2 separate regions of the Homo sapiens genome follow, and region 1 is linked to region 2. Evidence: read pairs that join two places in POLR2A ChIA-PET (ENCODE). Cell type or tissue: PC-9. All regions are shown on one strand. Links, peaks and the distances in the headings refer to the core of each region. The heading gives the core; the rest is flanking DNA. Region 1 overlaps NAP1L1 (nucleosome assembly protein 1 like 1). Region 2 has its middle 87 kb from the start of NAP1L1.

Region 1 (8,856 bases), core at 302-8,301, 100 kb after region 2:
TGCACCTTTCCCTTGCAGACATGTAAGTGCTATCCTGGCTTTTGCTAATTCTTTTCTTTGCTTTCCTTCAGAGCTTTACCACCTATAAATAATCAGTGTTTAATTTTGAAAATCTGAATAGTGATCACAAAGTTAGCTATGTAAAGCAACATTGCCACTTTGCCACTGTTAATTGAAGGCTATAAGATAGGATAACAAGGAAGAAAGACTATCTGGGTCATAGTCTGGCCTCAAGTTTTGTGAGGCTTTATAAAAGACTTATTGTGGAGAAGTATTGGGCAAGGTCATGTGTCCTGGGAAGTATAGGTTTAATCAAGTTGGCATGTGGCAGGATTCTAATGTGGATGGATGTTTTATAGAAACAGGGTCAGGAAGAATGGGATGAGGTACACAGTGTTTGTTGCGTGTAATTTTACAGTAGCCCGTGTTAAAATAGAGCACTTGGGAGTGAGGGGATGCTAAATTATTTTCCATAGCTGTTGTAGGCATCAGCGAATGATAGTGGGAGGGCTGGAAACTTCAGTACAAGATCAACACATAGAAGTACAAATAAGAATTTGGGCCACTCTTACGCATTTTATCTTCAGCATTAAAAAAAAACAGATGAGTGACTTATGCATTCTGTCTTCAGCATTAAAAAAAACGAGAAGAGTGGAAACGGCATTTTTAATAATAATGGTTCCCAAAGTGATTGTCTCCTGTGTCACACCTCTAATTTGGATTGCTTAACCTTGGTGACATGGCTGTCATTGGATCTATTTTACTATCTTCCTGAGGTTTCACCTTGTTTCTCCTCTTGGGTTTGTTGTTTGCCATATCTCACATTGCTTTCTCGGTTTGTTAGTACCTTCTTGGAAGAGTACAAGGGAGCTAAATTATTTTAAGACATGTCATGACTGAAAACGACTATTCTACCTTTATGCCGGATAGTTTGGGTGTAGGATAGTAAGATGGGATCATTTTTCTTCAGAATTTTGAAGGCATTGCTCCATTGTCACCTTGCTTCCAGTGTTGCTGTGTTGAAGTTCAGAGTCATTGTAACTAACCATTTGTGTGTGATAATTAAGAAATATGTACATTTACACTATATATACATTTCTGGAAGCTACTCTGGCTTCAGAGTTCTGAAATTTTCACATTATTATTTTTTTCTCTTAATGTTACATATTCAGTGGTGGACCCTTTCAGTGCAGCAATTCAGTGGCTTTTAGTTCAGGGATATTCTTGATTGAACTTTGTGATTGTCTCATTTGTTTTCTCTTTCTGGAGCTACTATTAGATGTTGTGTGTTGGATTGCTCTCATGACCTTTTGTCCTATTTTCCATCTCTGTCTCTTTGCTCTTCTTTCTGGACAGAACTGAAGACTTTCAGCTTGTGTTGAGTTTTAAAATTTCTGTTGTTTTAGTTTCCAAGACCTGCTTCGTTCTTCCTGTTTTTTTGTTTTTTTTTTTTTTTAAATAGCATCCTCTTCTTGTTTCATTGATGATAATGTCTTTTCTCTGGATGTTTCTTCCATCTTTATAGTCCATTTGCTCTTACATTTTCTTTCTCTCATTTGTTTTGGTCTCAATCTAGGATGCTTTCCTCAAATATAAATCAATACTTGGTTGGCTGCTCATTAAGATTGGATTGGGTGGGGTGTAGGGACACTTCAGACATGTTTAAAAAAGAAAATTGATTGGAAAATTTGAGCGTTGGAGTGGGGAGGCTTGTTAATTTGGGATTTCAGTGTAGGGTCACCAGAGTGGGCATTTGTTAGAAACCCCAGTGTTAGAATGGTCATTTTTTTTTTTTTCTGGGCTAGTCAGATTCATCGTTGAACAGTGTCTGGGTAAAGATCTGGCTTCTGGTGTTCCTTTAAATGTAGAGGAGGCTCTACATTTAGCATTCTAATGTGTACATAGTCCTATATCTTTGATACTGTTGACTGTGTCTGTTGTCTTCCAGTCCAAGTTCTGAATTTTACCCTTTCCTGAGAGGAAACTGAATATTTCTGCTAGTGTAGAGAAGATCTAATGATTTAACTGCTTATCAGTTTTTACTTTCTTGTTTTAGCGACCTTCTCTCCTGTCCCACCCCTTGCCCTAGTTCTAGAAATGTACCTGGTGCTACCAGTTCTTATCCTTTTGAAGACTGATTGGGCTGCTTCTCAGCTTTCCCCACTGCTAATCTTAGATTTCAGTTCTCTCAATGAAATTATCACTTGTCTGGTTTCCAGCTTCCAAAATGTTGCTGCCCTTGTTTTCTTTGATTTCAGTGTTAGCCTGCTAACAAAACAAAACAAAAAAACCCTTTATCATAATTTTAGTGGAGATTTTAGAAGGATTAAGATCAGATGAGTTTGTGGCATCTGCCATCTTAACTTTGCAACTCTCATTTTAAACTTTAAAAAGAGTAAATTGGTTGTGACAGCTTGATTTCCCCCTTCCTTATTATTTAATTTTGGATGCCTGTTAGCCCTGGGAGGGTGGAAGTCAGAGGGGAGTCTTGTGCTTGAAAACCAGAGTCAGTAAACCTTTCTCTGTAAAAGGCTTGGTGGTAAACATTTTCAGCATTTTGGGCCACATACGATTCTCTAACTGCAGTTGGCCCTCTGTGTCTGTGGGTTCAGCATCCATGAGTTTGCATCTATGAATTCAACCAACTGCAGATGGAAAATATTAGGGTAAAAAACAATAAAATATAACAGCACAATAATAAATACAAATAAGCAATAGAACATAACAACTATTGTTTGTTTGTTTTGTTTTTAATAGAGAATTCTTACTGTGTTAATCAGGCTGGTCTTGAACTCCTGGCCTCCAGTGATCCTCTTGCCTTGGCTTCCGGAATGTTGGGATTGTAGGCATGAGCCACTTTGTCTGGCCCAGCATAATACAACTATTTACATAACGTTTATATGGTATATAGTATTATTATAAGTAATCTAGAGGTGATTTAAAGTATGCAGGAGGATGTGCATAGGTTAGTTGTAATTACTGTGCCATTTTATATAAGGGACTTGAACATCCCAGGATTTTGGTAGGGAGGTTTCCTGGAACCAGTCCACCATAGACTCTGAGGGATGACTGTACTCAACTCTGCTGATGTAGTGTGAAAGCAGACAATACATAAATGTAGTGCATCTGTGTTCCAATAAAATTTTATTTACAATAATAGGGTGGGCTGGATTTGGCCACATGGGCATAGTTTGTGGACAGCTGTTTTAAAGCCTTTGGATATAGATGTTCAATTGATTAAAGACACGAGAGGAGGAGATGCTCCAGTTATCTGTAACCAGTGACCGTTAAGTGTGTACACTTATCAAACACTTAAAGTTTATACTAAATCAAAGTTCTTCCAGAAATAGGCTGGGCGTGGTGGCTTATGCCTGTAATCCCAGGATTTTGGAAGGCGGACGTGGGAGGATCACCTGAGGCCAGGAGTTTGAGACCAGCCCAGCCTGTCTCTACTAAAAATACAGAAATTAGCCAGGTGCAGTGGCGCACTCCTGTAGTCCCAGCTATTCAGGAGGCTGAGGCACGAGAATTGCTTGAGCTTGGGGGGCAGAGGTTGCAGTGAGCTGAGATTGTGCCATTGCACTCCAGGCAGCCTGGGTGACAGAGCAAGACACTGTCTCCCAAAAAAAAAAAAGCTTTCAGAAATTGTATGTATCATTTCTGAAGACTGAATTATGCTGGCAGAGTACAGTTGATTTTTTTCTGTACTTGCATGAAAATTAAGTCATTATTTGTCCCTGTGGAAAATTAATTTTTCAAATGCTGTTTAGACACAAAAGCAACTACATTTCTAATCCAAATGTTAAAATAAAAAATTTACACAGGAATTATACAATGATGTTTTACATTGACTTAGGAATCCTTATTTTCCTTTCTAATGCTAGATGTAATCTCATGTTCAATAATTAGATTTTTGGTGATTTTTTTTTTTTAAGATGAAATGGGAAGGATGCTATCTTATTAATTTTTAACCTTCTCTTTGAATGGTGCTATCATCTTGGCTTTGTTCTAAACAAGAGCTAGACTCAGAAGTCTTCACTTTATTCTTTCTCACCTCCACTGTGAAGTAAAGAAAAGGAAACTCCAAAGATAGTATAGGCTAGTATTGTTGCTCCACAGCCATAAGGGATCCAGGACTCTTCTGTTTTCCTAACTCCTTTTTCTTTAGCTGGTGGCTTTCATTCTCTAGGATGCCTCCTGGTCCAGTGTGGCTGCTGGAGCTTGAGCCATCACATTCATATTCTAAGTGGGAGGGGGAGAGGGATTAAGATAAAGGCTTCCCAGCTATCTACCATCCTGTTAAGGATACTTCCTCAAAGAAATACAGCATTTCTGCTTTTTTATCTTGCTGTCAAAATAGTGTAGCTAAAGGTAGGCTAGGAAATGTAGACTTTTAGCTTGGTGTGTTGCCATCTCATATAAAATGAGAATGTTGTTACTAAGAAGGAAAAGTAAAATCAGTAGATATTCGGTTGAATGCACGTACTTGTTGACATCACATTCCCCAAAAACCTGCAAAACCAATTTTATAAAGCTTCAAAAGTATAAACTTTACATTTGACCAGATGCTTTTAATGAAAGTGTAAGCACTTCCAGTGTGTACTTGTTTACATATGAAGTTAGAAAACGGAATTACCTTTTGAATTTCCTATTTCATGTCTTTGAAAGAGATACTAATTTTGAAAATGAATTTTAAGTTTTTCTGTAACTTTTTTTGGTAATTGGTACATTTGAACCTTGGTGTGATACTATGATATTATAGCAAAGAACAGTCTGAACTTGATCAAGATTTGGATGATGTTGAAGAAGTAGAAGAAGAGGAAACTGGTGAAGAAACAAAACTCAAAGGTATTACTTTAAATTACTTCAGGAGCCAGTGATTGCTGGCACATGTCTACTAGAGGGTAGTTATAAGTACCAGTCTATTTTTTTGGACCCTTGCTCATTGTCCCATTTATCTACTGGTCCATACTTCTAGTGTGTGTGTGTGTGTGTGTGTGTGTGTGTGTGTGTGTGTGTGTAAGGGGCGGGTAGGTATAGATACAGCAACTCAATTAGAAGTCATTGTTTGCATCCTGCACTGTTGGAGTGACTTGGTGTACTTGTGTCAAACAGCTGCCCATGAGTTTTGTCTGAATTTAGAAATGTTACAGGTTGTGATGTGGTGCTTATAACAGTATGTTTAGTGTTTAATATATGGAGAACATGTAGTGTGTGTCTTTTTAAAGATCCACTCCTTCAAGCAGAAGAGCCATTTATTAAATGTAGGTAATATTCACAATTTATTTTAGCAGATATTTTTAAAAGGAGTGGTGGTGGGGGATTGTACTACTTAGGGTATGTCTTGTAGATCTGCGCCAAGAATATTAAGGTACCAGATGACTCAGCTTTTCATTTTTAAGCCGGATGGAAGTTAATTGTGAAAAGACTTCAGAACTTGTATTAATAGCTTCAGCTTTTGTTTAGTAACATTTTCTTAACAGATACAGAACTGTATCCTCAGTGACCAATATTGATATTTAAAAATCTGTATTGGTTATCCTGGCTGTGTGTACATCATCTAGTAATTGAATTATTATCAGAAGTAAATTGACCTCAAAAAAAGTAATTGGGAAAATTAAGTTTATGGCACTTTGTGTAATAACTGTATTGATGATGAAGAGAAGGTTAGTACTGTAATTTGTTTTGTATAAGTCTAGTGCATATTTGGATTGAGTATGTTTTTAAAAAGCCATTGAAAACCACATTTTGTTTGGCTTTAGTTACAGTCTTTGACTGTCCCAACTATTAACTTTATTAACTTTATTCATACACATAGAAATACATTACACAAGCATCAAACATAAACATTCAGATCACTCACTTCATCTTTCTCCTGGGCCTAAAACTGTCAGTATATTTGCAGTTTTCTGATATGTGTTGTCTGCATTCAGAGGACTGTCAAGAGTCATAGATAGGCATCTGAATGAAGCTTTGAGCTTCTTAAAATGCAAGGTGGGTGAAACACAGGATACCAGGAAGAGAAAGGATATTGTTCATATAGTTGTGGCAGTGGCCTTGAGAACTGTCTTGACTAGAGATAGATTAGGAATCTGAATTATTCCTGAACATTGGGTTTTCCTTTAGTGTATTCTCTTTAGCTTTCCCTGCCCGTCTCTACTCATTAGATATACCAGCAATTTATGGGCCAGTTAGGAAAACTTCATGAGATTGGATTGTCCTATTAAAAAAGCATAATACATTTTCATAAAATCCTTCTTTCGATGCCCTTTTTTTTTTAAAGCACGTCAGCTAACTGTTCAGATGATGCAAAATCCTCAGATTCTTGCAGCCCTTCAAGAAAGACTTGATGGTCTGGTAGAAACACCAACAGGATACATTGAAAGGTACAGCTTTTCCATAGTCCTTATTTATCTTTCTATAATCAACGTTGCAGGCGTATCTATTTTTAAGACCATCTAGGATTTAGATATGCAATAGTGGAAACCTATTGTCTGTTAGTATCCAGTATAGGATTATTAGAAGTTTAAAATTGTGCTTAGTACCACCTGTTTGCATTGGTCTTTTAAAGTTTATTTATTGTGGTTCAAGTTTATAGGAAGTGTACTGATCTTGAGCATTTCAGAGATTTGTTTAGAGGTATGTTAGAAATGCACAGAATTAGAAGAAATACAGATTTCTTATTTCACTGATGACATAAATCATTATTAATAGCATGAATATCTTACTCAGCTTACACATTTAAAAAACTTTTTTGTGATTTTAAGATCCATTCAGTTACTGTCTATATGTTAATTATAGTTAGTAGCTTCTAAATGTTGCCTAGTTCTCTGTGGTATGTGTTCGCTGTGTTTTATTATCTGCTTTTCCTATGATGGACTTATTTATCAACACAAATTCTATTGTTATAGACATCTTTGTACATGTCCTGTAAAGGAACTGTGTGAGAATTTCTTTGAGATGTGTGCTCAGCAGTGGGATTGCCACCTACATAGAGTGTGGAAGCCTTTAAGTATTAAACTTCTAGCATGATTTCCAGAAATACTGTACTCAATGCAAGAAGATAGATTCATCTTCATGTCTGCCAACAATTGGCACCATCCAGCTTCATAGTGTTTTTGTTTTTATTTTTAAATCAGTCTAAGAGGTGTGGACTCATTTTGTCTTATTTGTATTTTATGATTTCTAATGAGTTTTTAGCTTTTCTACATAATGCTTGAACCTTTTTCGTTGCCCATTGGTACCCTTTTTCCACTTTCTTGTTGGGATTGCAACTTTTTTTTAATGCTTTGCAAAAGTCTTTGTATTCCAAATGTTATTCCCTTGTCAGTTTTTAGACATTCTAAATAATGTGTCATTTCTACAAATTTATCCATGGAGTCCTCTGGTAAACAGTTAAGTTTTATTTTAGTAAAATATTTTGCCCTAGGGCTTGTACTTTTGAAACTTTTTAAGAAGTCCCTCCTGGTTTCTGCTACATTTCGTATTGAATAGTTTCACCTTTTACATTTAGGTCTTAAATCCCTTTAGAGTCTACCTTTGTATTAGTTGTACGTAGGCTTCCAGTTCCTTTTTTTTCTGCCTCATTTTTTGAGCCAGGTTTGTTTGTTTGTTTGTTTATTTATTTATTTATTTATTTATTTATTTATTTATTTATTTTGGGTCCTCCTCCAGTGACATGAGCTAGTTTTTTTTTTTTTTTTAAACACTATTCACTAATCAATCCATTGTTCCCCCATTTAGGTGTACCACCTACCTTCATTGCATATCAAGTTGTAAACACCCGTGTTTGTCTTTGAGCAGCACTCTTATGTTTTATTGGTCTTTGTCTCTTGTCATTGTCATACTTAATTACTATGACTTTATAGTTGTCTTAATATTTGGCAGGGCAGGTTGCATCCTTTCATACTTCTCCCCCAATCATCCACATTTTTGACAGTTAAGTTTACCAGGGTTGTCAACAAGCAAAAAAACCTTAAAACGTTGATAGGAATTATATTGCATTTGTAGATTTACAGAATTATATCTTTTAATATTGTCTCATCCACATACTTCTAATTATTCAGGTCACATTCTGTGTCTTTAGTTTCAAAGTTATCCTCATAGAGTCTATTGGTTAAGTTAATTTCTGTATATTTTGTGTGGCTGTTGTGAATAGCATCTTTTTTGTATTTTCTGTTTGGCTGTTCTTGATTTACAGAGGATTGCTGTTTTTTTTTTTTTTAAGTTGCTCTTGTATCCAGTAACTTTGCTAAATTTATTGTAGTAATGTGTTCTGTTTTGCCCCCCAGTCACAAGATTTTATCTGCAAATAATGGCAGTTTTAGCTCTGTTCTTCCACATTACATTATACCACATACTTTTCTTTACAACATTACCAGGACTTTCACTACTGTGTTAAACATTAGTATTCTTTGTCTTATTTCTATTCATACTGGGAATGAATATAAAATCTCCATTAAATTCAGTGCCTATTTACTGTTTTTTAATCTGACCTTTGGTTTTTTTTTTTAACTGTATCAATTAAGATGCTCTATTGAACTTTTCCCTTCAGTATATTAAGTAAATAGTAAATACATGTTTTGGAAATACTTATTTTGGATATCAAACTAGCCTTGCATTCCTGTAGTAAATTGAATCATGATGTGTTATTGTTACATTGTTGAGTAATTGAATTTTACAGTTCTTACTTGTTAGTGAAATGAGCTTGTGTTGTGTGCATGCATGTATGTATGTGCATAAAGAAAGTTTCAGGAAGTGGTAATATTTAACTGGTTTTTGGAGTCAAGATTTCAATTGCCTAAGGAATGGAGCAGCTTTTAAAATTTTTCGTTTCCTGAAACAACTTGCATAAGA
Region 2 (8,856 bases), core at 560-8,559:
ATTCGGGAAATACATAGAATGTTAGGTTATTTTGGGTGAAGCTGAGCAGTTTCTACAGAGGGCAGGCTTCATTTTAGAAATTGTTAAAAGCCAGAGTGGACGTTGGGAAAGCTCTTTACTTTTCAAATAACATGTAACATTTTTGATGGAGCTTTGTTGTTGTGTTAACTGGTTTTGGGTTTTTTGTTTTATTGTGTTTTTGTGTTCCAGACAAGGTCTTACTTTGTCACCCAGGCTGGAGGCCTGATAATGGCTCATTGCAGCCTCAACCTCATGGACTCAAGTGATCCTTCTGCCTCAGCCTTTCAAGTAGCTGGGACTACAGGCACACGCCATGACACCTGGTTAATTTTTAAAAATTTTTAGAGACAGGGTCCCGCTATGTTGCCCAGGCTGGTCTTGAACTCCTGGCCTCAAGCGATCCTCCTGCCTCGGCCTCCAAAAGTGCTGGGATTATAGGTGTGAGCCACCAAACCTGGCATATGTTTTAACTGTTTATAGTCTTTGGGGGTAGTGGCATACCAACGGCCTCACAGTAGGGCAGTCTTCCTGAGGCAGTAAAAGAGTACATTTTCTGTACAGAGGATTTAATGAGAATAATAATTTGAATAATAAATTCAAAAAGTTGGTCTGTTTTTTATGATCACCTATCAGCAATTCTAAACAGTGTCAGTGATAAAATACTTTTTACCCAAAAAATATTTTGTTTGTTTAAGTTTTAAACAATTGCTGTGGGTACTGTGAAGTTTAAATGTATATCAGTTTCAAATTAGCATACTTATTCTTATCCTTTCATAGCATTGTATTTTATATGAAAGTTAATCCAGAGCAACTCACAGCTGCTGCCCATCTCCACATGCCCCACCCCAACCCTGCACCTACAGCCCCCGACCCACCCAACACTCCCTACCCCACATAGAATCAGCTACAAAGAGCCTTGTGAGAGTACTTTCCTAACAGCTCAGAATCATTTGAGCTTATTTCAGAGGCAATTAAGAATCCTCAACCCCTGTGTTACTACATATTCCTCATTTAAAAAAGTAGATTTGAAACAAACATAGTATAAAGAATTTAAAAATAATGAAACCAGACCTGACTGACTTCAATTCTGACATTCTCTGTGACCACTCTGAATTTTTTACTTCTATCTAAAATTCAAACCGGGTGCAGTGGCTCATGCCTGTAGTCCCAGAACTTTGGGAGTCTGAGGCGGGCAGATCACTTGAAGTCAGGAATTCGAAACCAGACTGGCCAACACGGTGAAACCCCGTCTCTACTAAAAAAAAAAAAAAAAAAAAAAAAATTAGCCAGGTGTGGTGGTGGGCACCTGTAATCCCAGCTACTCAGGAGGCTGAGGCAGGAGAATCGCTTGAACCTGGGAGGCGGAGGTTGCAGTGAGCTGAGATCACAGTACTGCACTCCAGCCTGGGCGACAGAGCAAGACTCTGTTACAAAAAAAAAAAAAAAAAATTCAAAATAGTGATAAAGAGTGCAAAATGCAAAGTGTGATATTTTTGTTTGGTAAGTGCAAATTTTAGTTCAATGCATGACATAGACTATTTAATTTAAAATAATGTTTCCAAAACTGAAATTTATTCCTCTTTTAACATTGTTATTTATTTCAAAACTAAAGAAAAACTCAAGAAAAAAGTAACATTCCTGATTATTACATGACTATTACTAAAAATAACCTTGCTTTATACAACGTGAAGGTGTTAGAAACTGATCTGCTCCAGGTGTCAAATCCACTAGGTGCGCCACTGCCTGAGGGAAAATTTAATAAGACTCGAAGTGTTACTAAGATTTCTCTGAGACTTGTTGAAAATTGTTGGTGGGAAAGCTGTTCATCACTGCATGTGTTAGTTCTTCAGGAACAGAATGTCAGGGCACATGAACAGACAACAATCATCTCCTTCCTCCACTTGCACAATCTGTCACCAATAACCAGCAATGACGGCTGTCTACTATCATGGAAGGCTGTCACTAACTGTTAGTAATTCTCAAAACTTGGAAAAGTAACCAATACTTCAGAGGCTAACCTGCAATGTTTTTTGGTTTTGTTTTTGTTTTTGAGGCGCAGTTTTGCTCTTGTTGCCCAGGCTGGAGTGCAATGGTGCAATCTCGGCTCACTGCAACCTCCACCTCCCAGGTTCAAGCGATTCTCCTGCCTCAGCCTCCCAAGTAGCTAGAATTACAGGCACGTGCCACCATGCCTGGATAATTTTTTTTGTATTTTTATTAGTGATGGGGTTTCCCCATGTTGGTCAGGCTGGTCTCAAACTCCTGACCTCAGGTGACCTGCCCGCCTCTGCCTCTCAAAGCGCTGGGATTACAGGCATGAGCCACCGCGTCCAGCCACCTGCAATGTTAAGAATAGCAAAAGTGTTGAGAGAGACATCCAGCATGTACCATTTTTATAAGCAGATAGACCCAAAGCAAACTGTTAAGGTAGTAATAAGCATCCTGAAAGAAGCATAGGTTTTGGAGGAGAATTGGACTTTGGTCATGGCCCTTCCAAAATTACTTGCTATTAATTTATTCAAAATATTTACACTTCTCCACTGTGTAGGTGCTGGGAATACAATGATGCTCAAGACAGATATGGTCTCTGCCCCTAAGGAAGGGGACTCCCCACCCTTCCCCCCAAAAAAGTAAACAGACAAATAAATGAAACGCTTTTTAGTTGTTTTAGTGCCATGAAGGAAACAAACAAATGGTTTCCCATTATCCTAGGATAAAAACCAAATTCTTAATATGGCCCTTACCATCCATTTCAACCACATCTTATACTTCTTCCCTGCTAGGTCTATCTGTTCCAGCCACAGCCTTTTTTTTTTTTTTTTTTCTTTTAAAACAGAGTCTCTCTCTGTTGCCAGGCTGGAGTGCAGTGGTGCATATCGGCTCACTGTAACCTCTGCCTCCCAGGTTCAAGCAATTCTGCCTCAGGCTCCCGAGTGGCTGGGATTACAGGCACGCGCCACCATGCCCAGCTAATTTTTGTATTTTTAGTAGAGACAGGGTTTCACCATGTTGGCCAGTATGGTCTCGATCTCCTGACCTCGTGATCCGCCCACGTAGGCCTCCCAAAGTGCTGGGATTACAGGCATGAGCCACCGCACCCGGCCCACAGCCTTCTTTTAGTTCCTCAAATGCACGAAAGCCTTCCTGTTTCAGTCCCTTGACATATGTTGGCCAGCTCCACCCCTACTTTGCCTCTGTTAATTCCTTATGTATCTTTCAGATCTCAGGACAAATATGTTTGCAGAGAGACTTTCTTGGTGTCCGCCTACCTACACATTCCCTGAGCATCCCCAACCTACATACAATCAATAGCCAGGCCAGTTACTCCCTAGAGCCCCCTGGGTTGTTTCTTCATAACTCTCACTACAGGTTGTAATTAATAATTTGCCTGTGTAATCATTTGTGTAATGTCTGTCTTCTCTCCCATCACAATATGTTGCTACTGGACCATAGGTTTCATGGGGGGCAAAGTTTACTGCTTTACTTACATTGAATTCCCAGGTCTTGGCACAATAAATATTTATGGAATGAATGAATGGAGGTATGCATAAATGAAGACATAACCAGCCAAAAAAAACCTACCACCAGGGATATGCCTCAGGAAAATTTTTTATGAGGAAAGTCTGGCTGTCCAAAGAATTTCCTCTTTCCTAGCTTCTCTTGTCTGACCTCGCTGGGCAGGTTGTTGTTGTTTTGAGTTTTTGTTTTTATAAGTTCCCTTTTTTTTTTTTTAACTTTCTTTCACTTCTAAAATTAAATTTAGCCAAATTTTTTTCTTTTTTTAAAAAAATTTGGGTTTTAGCTCCATCTTAATGGTATAGCTTTCCATTTCAAAGTTTTCATCTTATTTCTCTAGCCCTCAGCCTTTTAAAAAATTATAAATATTTATTTTATTTTGCTTTCATCAAATTCAAATCTTAATTTGGAATATTTAGGTCTAGTCTTTACTCTTTTTTGACTTGCTGCTTTCAGTTGTTCAATATCCCTTTTCAAATCTAATTTTAAAATAAGCATAATTTATCTCATAATTTCTTTTTAATTTGTTAATGGCTTATTTTTAACTTAACTGACAGATTTAAGCATTATTTAACCATGAAATTTCTCTTTTATTTGGAATTTTACCCTGTTTGCTCTCATCTCCTGCTCCCTCTCTCTCCCTCCTGTTCGTCCCATTGTTTCCCTCTCACCCATCCTCCACTCCCACTTCCCCACCTGTATTTGCGATGTTCAGAAAGAGGGGAGTCAGGAATGTAAACACTGGAAGAGTTTGCTTTATGAACATGGAAGAATGAAAGCCATCCTTCCCTACCAGTTTTCCTAGCATCAGCCTGTTGGACCACTTCATCAGTATTCCTGATTTATTAAGGATGGTTCTCCACAGAACCTTATTATAGAAGATGGGGTGAACTCAATTCATTGTCTCCAGAGAAACAAGTCCCATTTTGCAGTTGGAATATTTGATATGCTGAAACAATGCTGCTTGTTAATATCCCTTACCATCTGGTTCTTAAATGAGAAATTTGGGGGAAAACTATTCCAGCTGCCTGCCCAGGAGAAGTTGAACCTTGGAAGGGATTCTCCAGGTAGAGGCTCTCCGAGCCTGATCTGGTGAGATGCTGACAAATCTCTCAATAAATATTTACAGGAAGTTTCAAAGCACAGAATCTGCAGCCAGTGTCTTGGCTCCACATTAAGCCAGCTTGGATTCATCATTCTCCCAAAGATGTTTTCCTTCCCTTCTTGGCAGGTAGACACCATGGGTCTCCTGTGCAGTGGCTGCTCTCAACTCTCTTCTTTGTCTGTCTGTCTGCTCATAGGACATGGGGCTCTCCAGTATGCTAAGGAAAGTCTTTATGCCAGGGACATTGGCTAAGTTACTGAGATATTTTGTTCATCCCTTCAGAAGAGGGTTGGATGCCACTCTGGGGGATGAGAATCCCTACAAGATCACAACACCATTTCCATCCTCAAATCTAGCACTGGGGTCCTATATAGGCTTCTACCAACATGGACTCTTTTCCTTGAGGAGATCTGCTCCACTCCACATTACTTGGTTGAATTAAATCCATTCCTACCCAGTTTCAGAGAAGTAATCACTCTTGTCGAGTAGACCCTCAGATTCTCTGATCTCACTGTCTTGTTATTCTTAAGAACTCTCCTTTGAGAATCCTTCTTTGACCAACTCACCAACTAGTTCCATTCCTGTATGGGTGATGTGGATCTGTGGAGTCACCTTAGTTTCTTCAACTGTAATACGGGGACAATAGGATCTACCTTTTAGGGTATGCCTGAGGACTGCATGATACATTTATATAAAGCAGTTGATGTGTACACACCAGTGTCTGGCATATATGAGAGGTGGGTAATAAAAGTTAGCTGTTTTTACTGAATTTGTCTTCATCTTTCCTTTTAGAAATAGATCTACTTCATGAAATCCATGGGTCTATAGTTTCTGGCACAGGAAAATGTATTCAACACACCCAGATCTAGAATTTTTCCAGGAGGCTGAGCCCTCTCTCATACTTAAAATAATTCGGCTGGATCTGGGCTGGCAAGATGGCCGAATAGGAACAGCTCCAGTCTATGGCTCCCAGCAAGATTGACCCAGAAGGCAGGTGATTTCTGCATTTCCAACTGAGGTACATGGCTCATCTCATTGGGACTGGTTAGACAGTGGGTGCAGCCCACTGAGGATGAGCCAAAGTAGAGTGGGGCATCGCCTGATGCCAGAAGCACAATGGGTCAGGCAACTCCCTCCCCTAGCCAAGGGAAGCCATGAGGGACTGTGCTGTAAGGAACAGTGCATTCTGGCCCAGATACTATGCTTTTCCCACAGTTTTTGCCACTAGCAGACCAGGAGATTCCCTTGGGTGCCTACACCACCAGGTCCCTGGGTTTCATGCACAAAACTGGGCAGCCATTTGGGCAGACACTGAGCTAGCTGCAGGGTTTTGTTTTTTTTTTCCATATTCCGGTGGCACCTATAATGCCAGTGAGACAGAACTGTTCACTTTCCTGGAAACAAGGCTGAAGCCAGGGAGCCAAGTGGTCTAGCTCAGTGGCTCTCACCCCCGAAGCCCAGCAAGCTAAGATCCACTGGCTTGAAATTCTCACTGCCAGTACAGCAGTCTGAAGTCGACCTGGGATGCTTGAGCTTGGTGGGGGGAGGGGCATCCACCATTATTGAGGCTTGAGTAGGCAGTTTTCCCCTCACAGTGTAAACAAAGTTCGAACTGGGTGGAGCCCACCGCAGCTCAGCAAAGCCACTGTAGCCAGATTGCCTCTCTAGATTCCTACTCTCAGGGCAGGCCACCTCTGAAAGAAAGGCAGCAGCCCCAGTCAGGAGCTTATAGATAAAACTCCCATCTCCCTGGGGAAAGGGGCAGCTGAAGGCACAGCTTCAGCAGACTTAAACGTTCCTGCCTGCTTGCTCTGAAGAGGGCAGAAGATCTCCCAGCACAGTGCTCGAGCTCTGCTAAGGGACAGACTGCCTCCTCAAGTGGGTCCCTGACCCCTGTGCCTCCTGACTGGGAGACACCTCCCAACAGGGGTCGACAGACACCTCATACAGGAGAGCTCTGGCTGGCATCTGGCAGGTGCCCCTCTGGAATGAAGCTTCCAGAGAAAGGAACAGGCAGCAATCTGTGCTGTTCTGCAGCCTCCACTGGTGATACCCAGGCAAACAGTGTCTGGAATGGACCTCCAGCAAACTCCAGCAGACCTGCAGCAGAGAGGCCTGACTGATAGAAAGAAAACTAACAAACAGAAAGGAATAGCATCAACATCAACAAAAAGGACGTCCACACAGAAACCCCATCCAAAGGTCACCAACATCAAAGACCAAAGATAGATAAACCCACGAAGATAAGGAAAAACCAGTGCGAAAAGCCTGAAATTTCCAAAAACCAGAACGTCTCTTCTCCTCCAAAGGATCACAACTCCTCCCCAGCAAGGGAACAAAAGTAGACGGATAATGAGTTTGATGAATGAACAGAAGTAGGCTTCAGAAGCCTCCTCTGAGCTAAAGAAGCATGTTCTGACCCAATGCAAGGAAGCTAAGAACCTTGACAAAAGGTTAGAGGCACTGCTAACTAGAATAACCAGTTTAGAGAAGAACATAAATGACCTGATGGAGCTGAAAAACACAGCACGAGAACTTTGTGAAGCATACACAAGTATCAATAGCCAAATCGATCAAGTGGAAGAAAGGTTATCAGAGATTGAAGATCAACTTAATGAAACAAAGCATGAAGACAAGATTAGAGAAAAAGGAATGAACAAAGCCTCCAAAATATATGGGACTATGTGAAAAGACCAAATCTATGTTTGATTGGTGTACCTGAAAGTGACGGGGAGAATGGAACCAAGTTGGAAAACACTCTTCAGGATATTATCCAGGAGAACTTCATCAACCTAGCAAGACAGGCCAACATTTAAATTCAGGAAATACAGAGAACACCACAAAGATACTCGTTGAGAAGAGCAACCCCAAGACACATAATCATCAGATTCACCAAGGTTGAAATGAAGGAAAAAATGTTAAGGGCAGCCAGAGAGAAAGGTTGGGTTACCCACAAAGGGAAGCTCATCAGACTAACAGTGGATGTCTCTGCAGAAACCCTACAAACCAGAAGAGAGTGGGGGCCAATATTCAACATTCTTAAAGAAAAGAATTTTCAACCTGGAATTTCATATCCAGCCAAACTAAGCTTCATAAGCGAAGGAGAAATAAATCCTTTACAGACAAGCAAATGCTGAGAGATTTTGTCACCACCAGGCCTGCCCTAAAAGAGCTCCCGAAGGAAACACTAAATATGGAAGGAAAAACCGCTACCAGCCACTGCAAAAACATACCAAATTGTAAAGAACATCTACACTATGAAGAAACTGCATCAACTAATGGGCAAAATAACCAGCTAGCATCATAATGACAGGATCAAATTCACACATAACAATATTAACTTTAAATGTAAAGGGGCTAAATGCCCCAATTAAAAGAAACAGACTGGCAAATTGGATAAAAAGTCAAGACCCATCGGTGTGCTGTATTCAGGAGACCCATCTCACATGTAAAGACACACATAGGCTAAAATAAAGGGATGGAGGAATATTTACCAAGCAAATGGAAAGCAAAAAAAAAAGCAGGGTTTGCAATCCTAGTATCTGATAAAATAGACTTTAAGCCAACACAGATCAAAAAACACAAAGAAGGGCATTACATAATGGTAAAGGGATCAATGCAACAGGAAGACCTAACTATCCTAAATATATATGCATCCAATACAGGAGCACTCAGATTCATAAAGCAAGTTCTTAGAGACCTACAAAGAGACTTGGACACCCACAAAATAATAGTGGGAGAATTTAACACCCCACTGATCAATGAGACAGAAAATTAACAAGAATATTCAGGACTTGAACTCAGCTCTGGACCAAGCAGACCTAATAGACATCTATAGAACTCTCTACCCCAAATCAACAGAATATACATTCTTCTTAGCACCATATCACACTTATTCTAAAACTGACCACATAATTGGAAGTAAAACACTCCTCAGCAAATGCAAAAGAATGGAAATCATAATAAACGGTCTCTCAGACCATAATGCAATCAAATTAGAACTCAGGATTAAGAAACTCACTCAAAACCACACAACTACATGGAAACTGAACAACCTACTCCTGAATGACTACTGGGTAAATAATGAAATTAAGGCAGAAATAAATAAGCTCTTTGAAATCCATGACAAAGACACAACGTACCAGAATCTCTGGGACACAGCTAATCTCTGGCACACAGAATCTCTGGGACACAGTGTTTAGAGGGAAATTTAT

What was found. Peaks named below come from ENCODE experiments on the same cell type or tissue, not always from the same donor. Only the 100,000 strongest peaks of a DNase experiment are listed, where the experiment ranks them.
Region 1: POLR2A ChIA-PET joins it to region 2 with 12 read pairs; 2 of 35 experiments call an interaction of 5 or more read pairs at or near these places.

Annotation. Positions count from the first base shown.
Region 1 is chr12:76,064,901-76,073,756 of GRCh38, reverse strand. NAP1L1 (nucleosome assembly protein 1 like 1) reads left to right here. Exons shown (of 15, transcript NM_004537.7): 3 at 4,763-4,848; 4 at 6,284-6,386. Among named protein-coding and RNA genes, the nearest start is that of NAP1L1, 15 kb to the left of the region's middle. In PC-9, for the core only: no CTCF peak of the experiment used is centred there; no DNase peak of the experiment used is centred there; H3K4me3 peaks cover 527 bases; H3K27ac peaks cover 2,305 bases.
Region 2 is chr12:76,167,024-76,175,879 of GRCh38, reverse strand. No RefSeq gene overlaps it. Among named protein-coding and RNA genes, the nearest start is that of NAP1L1, 87 kb to the right of the region's middle. RefSeq lists a silencer at 2,864-2,923. In PC-9, for the core only: no CTCF peak of the experiment used is centred there; no DNase peak of the experiment used is centred there.